3 separate regions of the Homo sapiens genome follow, and regions 1 and 2 are each linked to region 3. A link is a loop called in an ENCODE intact Hi-C map of the cell type or tissue named here. Cell type or tissue: endothelial cell of umbilical vein. All regions are shown on one strand.

Evidence for each region. Peaks named below come from ENCODE experiments on the same cell type or tissue, not always from the same donor. Only the 100,000 strongest peaks of a DNase experiment are listed, where the experiment ranks them.
Region 1: a loop joins it to region 3, with 4 times the contacts of the local background. A loop is called at or near these places in 1 of 110 quality-filtered maps.
Region 2: a loop joins it to region 3, with 4 times the contacts of the local background. A loop is called at or near these places in 1 of 110 quality-filtered maps.

What each region holds. Positions count from the first base shown.
Region 1 is chr1:117,083,451-117,087,450 of GRCh38, reverse strand. It overlaps TTF2 (transcription termination factor 2), which reads right to left. Exons shown (of 23, transcript NM_003594.4): 11 at 3,283-3,433; 12 at 929-1,034. Among named protein-coding and RNA genes, the nearest start is that of MIR942, 9.2 kb to the left of the region's middle. In endothelial cell of umbilical vein, no CTCF peak of the experiment used is centred here; no DNase peak of the experiment used is centred here.
Region 2 is chr1:117,464,967-117,468,966 of GRCh38, reverse strand. It overlaps MAN1A2 (mannosidase alpha class 1A member 2), which reads right to left. Exons shown (of 13, transcript NM_006699.5): 8 at 2,540-2,633. Among named protein-coding and RNA genes, the nearest start is that of MAN1A2, 100 kb to the right of the region's middle. In endothelial cell of umbilical vein, no CTCF peak of the experiment used is centred here; DNase peaks (open chromatin) are centred at 1,376 and 2,026; H3K27ac peaks cover 2,505 bases.
Region 3 is chr1:117,820,420-117,824,419 of GRCh38, reverse strand. LOC105378929 (a long non-coding RNA gene) reads left to right here and starts at 2,619. Exons shown (of 3, transcript XR_947744.3): 1 at 2,619-3,620. In endothelial cell of umbilical vein, no CTCF peak of the experiment used is centred here; a DNase peak (open chromatin) is centred at 2,499; H3K27ac peaks cover 1,789 bases.

The DNA.
Region 1 (4,000 bases), 740 kb after region 3:
GCATAGTGGCGGGCACCTGTTATCCCAGCTACTTGGGAAGCTGAGGCAGGAGAATCGCTTGAACCCGGGATGCAGAGGTTGCAGTGAGCCAAGATCGCACCATGCACTCCATCCTGGGCGACAGAGTGAGATTCTGCCTCAAATAAATAAATAAATGAAGCCTAATACATCATGAAAAGAAATTTAGGGTTTATCCCAAAAGCAATGGAAAACCAGTGAGCAATCTGAAAAGTTCATCATCTATAAGTCAGAGTTGGTTATAAGCTGGAGAAATGTTCTAGAGATCTCTCCAAATACAGAAACCTGTGAATATCCCGTTGGGCTAAAAGGATAACATATAGAAAAATGAGTTCTTGGGATAATACTGTATTTTCAGAGTATAATTACATGATAAAGCCTCTACATCACATAACTGAGGCTGCCCTGGACACCCTAGAAGACCATCACGTATTCACAATTGTCACTTAGCCTCTGGCCTTATTATTTGCAACCCTTTTTTTTTTTCTGGGAAGTAAAGGGAGGCAGGGAAAGATGGCTTAAAATCAAAATACTAGTAGTAAAATACTAGTCTGCACAATAAATATTAAAAATATCATGAGTATATACCCCAAATACTCTAAAATAAAAATAGCAACAAGTAAGGCTTTTATATATTCAGGTGATTATTACCCCCACAAATACAATGCAGTCATCTTTCATTCTAAAAGGCAGCTGAATCCTGTGGCATAGGTTGATCTTTATCACTGAGGTGGTTGTCTGGAATAAGGGTGATGGGATAGAGGAAAGAACAATTCCTTTCCACATGCGGATCATTTACAGCATTCCTGACCTCCAGGGAGGTCCTCTTGCTATCGTGGAGGCTGAGAAAGACTCCCATTAAACCATCTGTGGCTCCAACTCCACTTCCCTGGCTGCCCCCCAGCCTCACCTCCACATTGAGGTTTGCACCTGGGATCTCTGCCTCTTGCTTGTTTGTGGGAATCTCCTTGGCCACGAGGCTATAGGTAGTGATCACGATGTCATATGTAGAGAGGCTGCGTAGACATAACAAAGAAATCAATAAATGGTCCCACTATAGAGGGACAATGAGAGAGGCAGAGTTGATCTTTCAATAAAAATGCCTACAAATGGAAGGACAAACAGCAGAACTCATTAACTTGTGTCCTTAACACACACACGCACACACACACACACACACACACATTTTGGAGGTAAATTTTACCCACTTGGGTTTCCCTATCTCTTACCTCTGATCATTTACCGTCTGCTCACTATAGCTACCACAGCCTCCCTCTTACCATCCAGTGAGTCAGAAAGAAAATTCTCTGGCTGGGATAATATAATGCTTAATATGATCTGGCCAGAACAGAAAGTAGGATAGAGTTGGGAAATAACAGAAAGTAGGATAGAGTTGGGAATTAACATTTAATAATGATTTGAGATGGATGACACCAAAGTCCCAGGGGAGAAAGATAACTTCAAAACACTGTTCACCTTGTATCAATGGTGCTTTCCTCCCACCACTCTATAATGGATTTGTGAAAATTCACTGATCTAGTTTGACATTAAGATATAAAAATACATGCTGTAAGCTTTCAGTGTATCTTGCTTATACTCCTTACATATAAAGATTATTAATGAGAAACACAAATCTTTTTCCAGTGAAGCTTAATATTGTGAGAACTTCAATAAATACTTTATTTTATTTATTTATTTTTTGAGACAAGGTAGGGTCTCACTCTATCCTGTCTCAAAAGTAAATAAAATAATAAAATAAAATAAAGTATTTATTGAAATAAAGTAAAATTCTGCTAATCATAGATCAAGCCAAGTTTATATTAAAAGGGAAAAATTATCACTTATAATTAGCATACTCAGCATCAGAAATGATAATAATAGGTGAGTAACCTACCCTGGTCATCCAGACTGGAGTGTAGGGGTGTGATCTTGGCTCACTGCAACCTCCACCTTCCAGGCTCAAGCGATTCTCCCACCTCAGCCTCCCAAGTAAATGGCACTACAAGTGCACACCACCACACCCAGCTAATTTTTGTATTTTTGGTAGAGATGGGTTTCACCATGTTGCCTAGGCTGGTCTCGAACTCCTGAGCTCAAGTGATCTGCCTGCCTCGGCCTCCCAAAGTGCTCGGATTATAGGCATGAGCCACCATGCCCAGCCCCAAGAGAACCTCAATAAATACTTTTGATAAAAATGATATGCCTAATTCAGAGAGGCAGCAGTGTCTACAAGTTACCCTACTATCATATAAAGAAGTATAATTCAGAATGATTCTAATCGGTCAACTAGTACATTCTAAATACCAAACAAGTTAGGCTCAAAGTACAAATCAAGTGAGATTCAATTTATTTCTAAATAAAAATTTAGCACAAAGGCAGACAACTCACAGTAATCTATGCCAGGGAAGGCCTGCAGGCCTGCCACTGCCACCCTGATGCCTTTTGCCTGCAGAAGCGACTCTCAGTCATGAGAACTGGCCTGTCATAAGACAGAGGGGCACCAATCTAACAACTTACTCCTGAAAGACTGCCGCCCCGTTCTTTAGGAGATAAAATATCCAAATTGGAGGCTGGGGAGAGAAATTACTTAGAGGCAGAAATAACTTTGTTCTCATCCTTGACTACAGCAGCCAGTATTCAATCTAGATCTTCACTCCGCAATTAAGAACAGAAAACAATTCCTTTAAAACCAAAAGACAAAGACTAGGACTAAGATTGCCATGTGGGGAAGCATTTTCTTCCCTCCTTCCTGAGCATCCCTCTTCAAGAATTTATAGTTAACTCTAATCGTCCTAAATTATTGAGTCTAAAGCATCTTAGATGGTTCATATATTAAAAAGTCATAAAAATATAATCAACCTATAGCAACTAATCATTAGCATTCTATCAAGATGCTCTGTAGAACTGGGCTGGTTCCATTCACACTATGTACACCTGGAATCAGAACTCCAGCAGCCATGAGGGCCTTGCGACACATCTCCTTGACTAGGGGAATGCTGCTGTCACCTGAATGGCAGCTCCGGCATCTCAGGCCTCCTCACAGGGCAGCTTTCATTGAGGACAATGACAAGGACACAGCAAAAGATCACCAGTAGACCTCAGGATACAACGCAAAGGCTGTATGGTGACGAGACTAAAGATCTGTCTTTGGCTTTCACAAATACGCGTCCTGATTAAGTGAAATCTCAGGGATGGGAGCAAAGGCCCGTGGGCCCTTGGGCAGAGGTGCTGAACGCCCCCACAACTGCGTATTCCTGCACTTACACTCTGGCACGTGAATCCCGGTTTGGCCCATGGTAGAGATAGACTCTTAGTTTGTTGCTGTTCACCCGTTTCTCCACCTCATTTTTCCAATGATGGATCAGGGAGGCAGGACAGATGATTAGTGTTCCATGGGAAGTAAAGTCACAAGAGTCTTGAGAAGGGAAAAAAATCAGTGCCTAGTTACATTCACCAAATGGCTTTTAACTTTTCTTTTTTAATATATGGAGACACGGTCTTGCTGTGTTACCCAGGCTGTCTCAAACTCCTAGGCTCAAGTGATCCTCCTGCCTTAGCCTCCCACAGTGGAATTACAGGTGTGAGTCATCGTGTTTGACCGGCCTTTAACTTAAAGGCATTACCTCTTCCTCTTGACTGACTTTACTCCTTCAATTAATATGTTTAACCATTGCTCTTATTTCTATACAGAGCCTATAGTGAAGTAGGAAATGGAAGAAATGGTCTTTTAAACTGAAACACTTGATTACTTATTTTCTCCACTAAAAGTACAGGCAGAAAGAGAGGCTAAACAGGGGGAGGAAAGTGGGTGGCACATGACCTCAGTGTGAAAAAGCAATGTGCTTTCACAGAGTGGCTGGAAGTGAAAGCTGGATCATTTCCTAACTCCTCTTGAGTTGATTCATTATAGAGGCGTATGGAGTATTGTTATACTTTCTGAAAAGCATAACTTAATGTACTTCTACCTTAAAATTAAGTACAG
Region 2 (4,000 bases), 360 kb after region 3:
TTATTTAAAAATGTTTTTAAGCTAACATCAAAAGTAATAGATGTTCATAATCAAATCTGGATAGTAACAGTAAATGAAAAGGAGAAAATAAAAACACAAATTCAAAGAAAACCACACATAACACTTTGGTTTCTATTTCTATAGTGTTTCCTCTCCTTTTCTAAATATCTTTCTAGATATGTCATTTATCTATGTCAGGTATTCTAAAATATAACTTTTAATGGCTGCATAGTATACTATATCTGGACAGGCCAAAATGTATTTAACCAAATCCCTATTACAAGACGTTTAAAAACTGCCCTGTCCAATGTAGAAGCACTAGCTACAAGTAGCTAATTAAATGTAAGTTAATTAAATTAAAATTTAATATGTAATTCCACAACCATACTAGCAACATTTCAAGTGCTCCATGGTCACATGTGGCTAGTGACTACTGTATTGGATAATACAGATAATAGGATCTTTTCCTCATTACAGAAAGTTCTGTTAGATAGAACTGCTTTAGATTGCTTCCAAATTATCCCTATTATAAACAACCCCAAGATTATTGTAAATAAACTTTAATATATAGCTCTGAAAATTTATTTGGAATAAATTGCTGGAAATGAGTTGCTGGCTCAAAAAGCATACAAATATATACACTCTGGAGAGTGGGTACAGGAAGATGTTACCCCCATGCTGTTCTCTTGATAATGAGTGAGTTCTCACAAGATCTGATGGTTTTATAAGGGGCTTTTCCCCGCCTTGCTTGGCACTTCTCCTTCCTGCCACCATGTGAAGAAGGATGTGTTTGCTTCCCCTTCTGCCATGATTGTAAGTTTTCTGAGGCTTCCCCAGCCCTGTGGAACTGTGAGTCAATTAAACCTCTATCCTTTATAAATTACCCAGTCTCAGGCAGTTCTTTATAGCAGCATGAGAACAGACTAATACAGAGGTTAACAATAATATACAGGAAAACTGACATCTTTTTTTTGTAGTTTCTGTTTTACATGACATGCTTAGAAAAGGCTTTCCTGATTATATATTCAACCCTTTTTTTAGTACTTTTATGATTTCATCTTTTACATTTAAATAGTAATACCATATAGAATATACACTGGCATATAGTCTAAGACAGGAACTGAACATAATTTTTCATATACATTATTATATCATTATATTATCATAATATTCTCAAATCTCAATACAACTCACAGGGGTAAAGATTTATGATTGATAGAATTCATCCAAATTACTAAGTAGACATCCAATCCAGTCACTCTTATCTGAAATAAGAAAACTACGTTTTTACATTTTAGAAATGCAGCTCTCAGGGTTTTGTTTTTCCAGAAAATATCATTCCCACTCAGTCTAGGCATTAGAGCTTTTATCTTCTTCAAAATAAAGAGAAAAATGAGTCATATGTAAATAATTTCAGGAAACAGGAAAAGTAAGTATAAAAAGAGTCAAAGAAGATTGAGATCTATTCCCAGATCCATGAAAGACATAATTATATTGACCTATCTGCTTTCCTTTCATAAAATAAAAGACAATTTCCTAGAAAGGAACAAAAAGACAATTCCAGGGCAAATGTTTTCCTATTCTTGGTACTCACACCAGCTTATTTTCTTACTGGCAGAATCAGCAGTGTTTTCAATACTAAAATTAAATGATCATTACTTTTGTCTCTTATTTACTACTTAAGATTTCATTAGTCTCAAAAATAACTGAATCATGTTTTATTAGCGGCAAAGTTGCAATCTCTATTATTTGTTTTTGTTTTCCTAACTTTTAAAAGAGAATAGCATTGATAAACCTACAATTACTAAAATTCTGTAAGTTCCACATTTCCACAGAAATATTAGTTGTTACTTTTAAAAATCAATTCCTTCAAAAATAAATGAGTTCTAATAAGAAAAATTACCCTCTCCCTAAACAAAATACTTTCCCCTCAGGCAGAGGGAATCATTTTTACCACAGTTTCATATAACAATTGGTTCCTTCCTGTACAGTAACATTTATGTGTCAGCCTATCCTGCCAGCCTGTGAATTCAGGCCAAGCCCTATGTTCTTTCTCCATCTCAATCTCTTCTAAGAACTTAGCACAGAGACTGGTAAATAATGAAGGCCAGGATGCCCTCTTCTAAAATGAATGAACAGACATGGCTTATCCAAGAACAACTGCCCCCCTTCTAGTAAATACTCATTTGTTTTTCATACTCCTCCTCTACCTCCCTCTCCTAAGCAGTGCTTTTATTTACATGAAGATATAATTTATTAATAAGAGTTTTTAAGTACAACCTTCAAACTGCCACACTATATTTTAGCAATACAGGAAATAAAATACTCTTAGGAGACATGTTATTAACATTTCCATTTTATAAGTGGGAAAACTGAAGCTAAGAGAGATCAGAAACATGCCTAAGAACAGCACCAGCAGACCACAAGGTTAGACACTGAGGGTTTCTAACTCCACGTAGTGTACTTTTTACAACATCAAGCAAAGAGTTTTCAGACAAATAATTTTTTAAGAAAGCCTCAGGTATACTAGAATACTTACACTGACCCCAGCGCCCTGTTCTGGGGTTCAAATAATTTGGATAAAGACCATTTGGACGATCCATTTTCTGAAGTAGTTTCCGAATGTGCATAACCTGAGTAAAATAAAATTAAGAATGCAATTAATAAAAATAAGTGTCATCAAGGCTTGGTTTTAATGTAGGCTTTGTGTTTTTTCTTACTCAGAATCTACACCTATTCCCTGCCTTTGTGTGTGTGTTGGAGGGGCAGGGGGAAGTCAGGGAAGCCTTCTATTTCTTAAATGACTCATTTTTATAAGATGATATGTGTTCATTATTTTAAAATCAAGCAATAATAAAAATAATACAGAGAAAACTGCACAGATAGAAACCATTTTAAATCTCAACATGCTACTACCTAGAAATACCATCTGAAACATCAGTTATTTTAAACATCATTCTAGACACAGTCAACACATATATATTCAAATATAAGAACAGAAATAACTTCACAGGAATTGAATCATAAAATGCCATTGTATTTTGAAAAGTTATTAATTTGAATTGAACAGATAAAAAAGTAAATGAAGTAAAACAAACTGTTGAACTTTAAATATTGTTCCCACAATAGATATCTTTAAGTTCCTGAAATTCCAAATTTTAAAATATCTCCCTGAGAGTAAGGGGGAAAGAAAAATCATGAAATATATTAAGAAGCTGGAGACTTTCCTAGGGATTTATTTTGATTCAACTATAGATTAGGTGAACTTTGTAAGTGCTTTTAAGGGGGCCCCTGGAGGTGGGAGGAGGTGTTATGTTCCTTGTACTCTTATTTGTTTGAGAATATTGTCATTACATTTGATGAATAACCTGGCTGGTATAAACTTGGGAAAACTTTCTTTTTCAGAGGACCTGATATATACTTCACTTTTCTGGACCTGAGTACAATATCAATTCTTCTGCCACAAGGTTTCCCATCGTCATTCATTTGGCTGGATTTTGTCTTTAAGTAGTTTTAGGAATGGACTCAGGGATGCTGTCTATATTACCTGTGTTCTTTCACATTTGAGACCAACACTATGTATAACAATCTCAATCTGAAAAATTCCATAGACCACTTTTTAGATAGTTCTGAATGATGTTATAAAAGGTGAGAAAGTTAACTCTTCTGTCATCCAAAAACTGTATACTATTCTTTTTCTTCCTTATCTATCATTTTCTTTCTGTCTCCTTTTATTTCCACACATTTACTAGCTTTTCTCAATTTTGTCTTCTAAGCTCCTTATATTTTGAACACTGTTTTTCTTTGTATTGCTTCCATTTTGGCCTTCATTTTGTTGATAACTATTTTTTCTTATACTTTGTTACTGATATCACATCTTATTGTCTCTGAGCTCTTGTATCTCTGTTTATATACTTGTTCTACAGAGATGAAGGCTTTACTATGTTTTCTCTCATGGTGATATTTGCTTGGAATTTTCAATTGCTCTTTTACGTATTTT
Region 3 (4,000 bases):
AATCAGTTTGGTCTGGAGGTGACACTCATCATTTCTGCTTACCTCCCTGAGATGGGGACTAGTCTACTTAGTCCATGTGGCTCTACCCAGACACAAGGGGAGTTAAAGAGTGTAGCTCCTGGCCAGAGCACCCTCTGCAAGACCTCATTATGAGAATGGAGCACAGACCTCAGAGCACAGAGAAGTGATGCCTGGCAGTGGCAAACCAAAGAAACTGAGGAAATGGGATACATTACTGGGTGTGAGTGTGAGAAAAGACATGGAACTATAGGGAAGCTAGAGTTACAAAAGCTCCAAGAGAAGGAACAAAGATGAGGAGAGCCACCTAAGTTGGAGCTCTGGAAGAAGGAGAAAAGGTTGGAGCAGCTGCTATAAGATGTGAGACTTTAGAAAGAGACTACATACAATTATTGCTAACTGTTGTATGGTATGATTTCTCCCCTGTCAAGCTCCAGTGAAGGTTTTGGGGTATGAAAGGACAGAGGACAACCTAGGGTTATTGAATTTAAATAGTTTAAAATCAATAGCTATTTTAAAATTAGATAGTGGTGGTGGTTGAACACCTTTGTGAATATACTAAAAGCTACTAAATTATACATTTTAAAGGATGAATTTTATGGTATGTGGATTATATATGAATAAAAAATCGTATGAGAAAATGATAGCTACCATTTCTGGATGCTTCTTTTGTGCCAGGTACTTTACACATTTTGATAATCTCAAATTCTTAGTTTAACTGAAAGGTAGGTATGAATGTCTCTGTTTTATAGATGAAGAAACTGAGATTCACTGAGGTTAAATGACCCAATGTCACACAAATGGTAGAGCCAGAATTCACACCCAACTCTGCCTGGCTCTGAAGCTGGCTGGCATTCTCTCCACTGCCCCTTGTGGCTCCCCAACAATAATCACTGTCTGTATTGAGCACCAGATACTGAGCACTTTGACTATAAAACTCAAATTCCCTCAGCAATCCTGGGAAGTTAACAATATTCTTGACTTTATAAATGAGGTTACCAATGCTTGGAATTGTCAATAATTGCCACAAACTCAGCTACTAAGTGGCAATGCCAGTAGCTGATTTCAAATCCTTTCTGATTTCAAAGCCCTTCAACACGCTTTCTTTTGGGAGTCCATCAGCACTCCTCTATTTACAGTGGCAAACACATTTCTCTCTATCTTCTTAACAAACCTTGCTTTTCACTGCCTGATTCAATTCAGCTCACTTTATGGAGTGCTTTTTAAGTGATAAGTATTAGGCTACGATGGCTAGTCATTGCTTCTTCACTAGTTGAGGTCCATCTCCTTTTTCAAAGTTGGATTCAAAGGTCCTTTCTCTATGAAGTTTTTTCTACCCAACTGTGTTCACATTTATTCCTTAAACAGGAAGATGATTGATTTGATTATACCTATGCTACTCAAAGTGTAGTTTTTGAATGAGTCTAGTCTGAGATGGTTGTTGTCAGTTCATGCAAGATAAGTAAAGAAATGGAGTGTAAGTATTTAGAAACTATCATAGCAATTTAATATTGCTATAATATCCAACTGCATAATCAGCAGGCTCATATTTTGTCTTTTTCATTTTTCTAGTAATTTATTTTTATTGTATTTTACAAAAGAATCAGTCTGCCACAGATTGGAAATTCTTTTAAAAAACAATCCTGTACCACAAATAATTTGAGAAACACTGATCTACAAATGGCAAATATAGGCCAAGTCTGGCCCACCACTTAATTTTGCAAATAAAATGTTATTAAAACACAGTCACAGCCACTTATTTACATATGGTGTATGATTGCTTCCATGCTATAATGGCAGCATTGAGTAGTTGTGACAGAGACCACATAGCCCACAAAGTCTAAAATATTTGTTTTCTGGACCTTTAAGGAAAAGGTTTACTGACATCTGATCTAGACCACTTGTTCTCAATCATGATTACACTTCAGGAATTCCTGGGAGACATTTTAAAAATACCGATGGCTGGGTTCTGTTCCCGGGGATTCTGATTTCATTGGTTTATGGTGCAGCCAGTGCAGGTCATTTTAATGTTCAGCAAAGTTTTAAACCACTGATTTAGATCAGTAACTTTCAACTTTGGCCTGGAATCAGAATCACTGAGGATGCCAGGGATTCACTCTCAACCTACTGTATCAGAATTCTGGGAAGTGGGGCCCAGGCATGCTTGAATGTGTTTTTGTTAAGTAAATCCTCTGCAGGTAATTGAGATGTTTAATAGGGATTGAGAGACACTGGTATCAACCCAAGAGCAATGATTTTTAAAACTGTTACATATATCTAAATTACATGAAGAGGGTGCTAAGAATACAGACTACCAAGCCCCACATCGAGTGAGTCTAATTCAGCAGGTCTCAGAGAGATGTGACCCAGGAATGTGTATTTTTAGCAAGCTGTAAGAAACATGGCTGTGCTGCAGCCAAGCAGGCACAGGCTGAGGTAAACATCCTGCATGACTCAGCAGGATTGGAGTGCAGGCACACATTCTCATGCCTTATATAATCACAGCTATCTAAACATAACATAGAGAAGCTCATGACCTGGCTCTCAGCCACTATTGTTTGTAAGGTGTATAAATGTAACACTGACACTGAGAAAGAGCTGCTAAATAAAGCCATATCTCATCTACCTGCTGTCTCTCGAGTGTTCTTCTAGCTCCCTGCCCCCTATCCACCCACTCCCCTCAGACCTCAGCTGGGGCTCGAACCTGACAATTGGCATAGTCAGCAGGATGAGGTGAGTGGGTCTTCATTCCTTGAGGCTTCCAGGTCAGCTCTGTGGCCACAGCACGGGCTGTGGTACCCAGTGGCAGAGGTGCTGCTTGGATGGGCCCCAGTGGAAACATAGGAGGCAGTGGACTGGTCTCCCACGAGTGTGGAGAAGGCACTGGAGCAGCTGGAAGCACACAGCTTCAAGAAGGAATGCACTTTTGCCGGCAGAGTCGATGGGCATTTCTGACTGCACTGTGTGAAGTATATACTCAGTCCTTGCAGGACACAGTGCAGGTAAGGGATCTTCAGACACAAGCTAAGTGCCTGGGGGCCAAAATGCACAGCTTGTAGTACAGCCTGGGGATGAAGGACTTCCAGGCTCAAGCAGGGTGCTTAGAGGCCCAGATAAACAGCCTGGAACAGGAGTTAGCAACAGCTGTTAGTGCGACCTGAGCCCATCCTCCCAGCCGGACACTCTCATTGGGTCTGATGCCGAGGAGGAGGAGGCTCTTCTGCTGCTGGCTTGCCCCATGATCCATCAGAAGTAGAACGCAAGCAGCCAATGGAGCCCCAGGGGAGAGCCCAGGGACTCCCACAGTGGTGGAACACACCTCTTATAGTGCTTATAACCCCACTGAGTTGTGTGAGTTAGGTAAACGCGCCGGCAGCCCCTCCCTGCCTGGTTACTCCATCTTTGGGACAAAGGAACTGACAACATTCCCTGCTCCACCTCTGATAGAGAAGCTGGCTTCTATCACAACTCACCCCTCCCTTCATTAGTGGCTGCAGCTGTGCCAATGGTCAGCACAGGGACAAGATGACCACACTTTAATTGAGTGGCTAATGGGAGCCACATGGACTGTTTGGAATGATGCCAGAGAAATACCAGAAACTGTGAGTAAATGGCAATCATATACTGATTTGGTGCAGATACTCTAGGAGATGGGTATGCAGCAGGCTGTGTTTGATCTGAATACCTGGGGGCCAGATGATAAATGCTTTGCCTCCCACATGAGGGATCTGGTGCTGGGCTCAGCATCCCCAAACTCTTTTGGCTCTCTGGCCTCTGTTCTCACCCTATATGTGGGGCACCGTATACATGAAGTGACTACCGCTATGGCAGCCCTTGGGGAGGCAGAAGGCCATTGGCAGGACCAGGGACTCCATGCCATAAAGAAGGGAAAGTCCATGCTGTAAAGAAGGTCCACAGGTAACTATCCAAGGATATAACAAGGGGCCCAGTGGGTGACCCACAAGCCAATGTGGTTTGATTT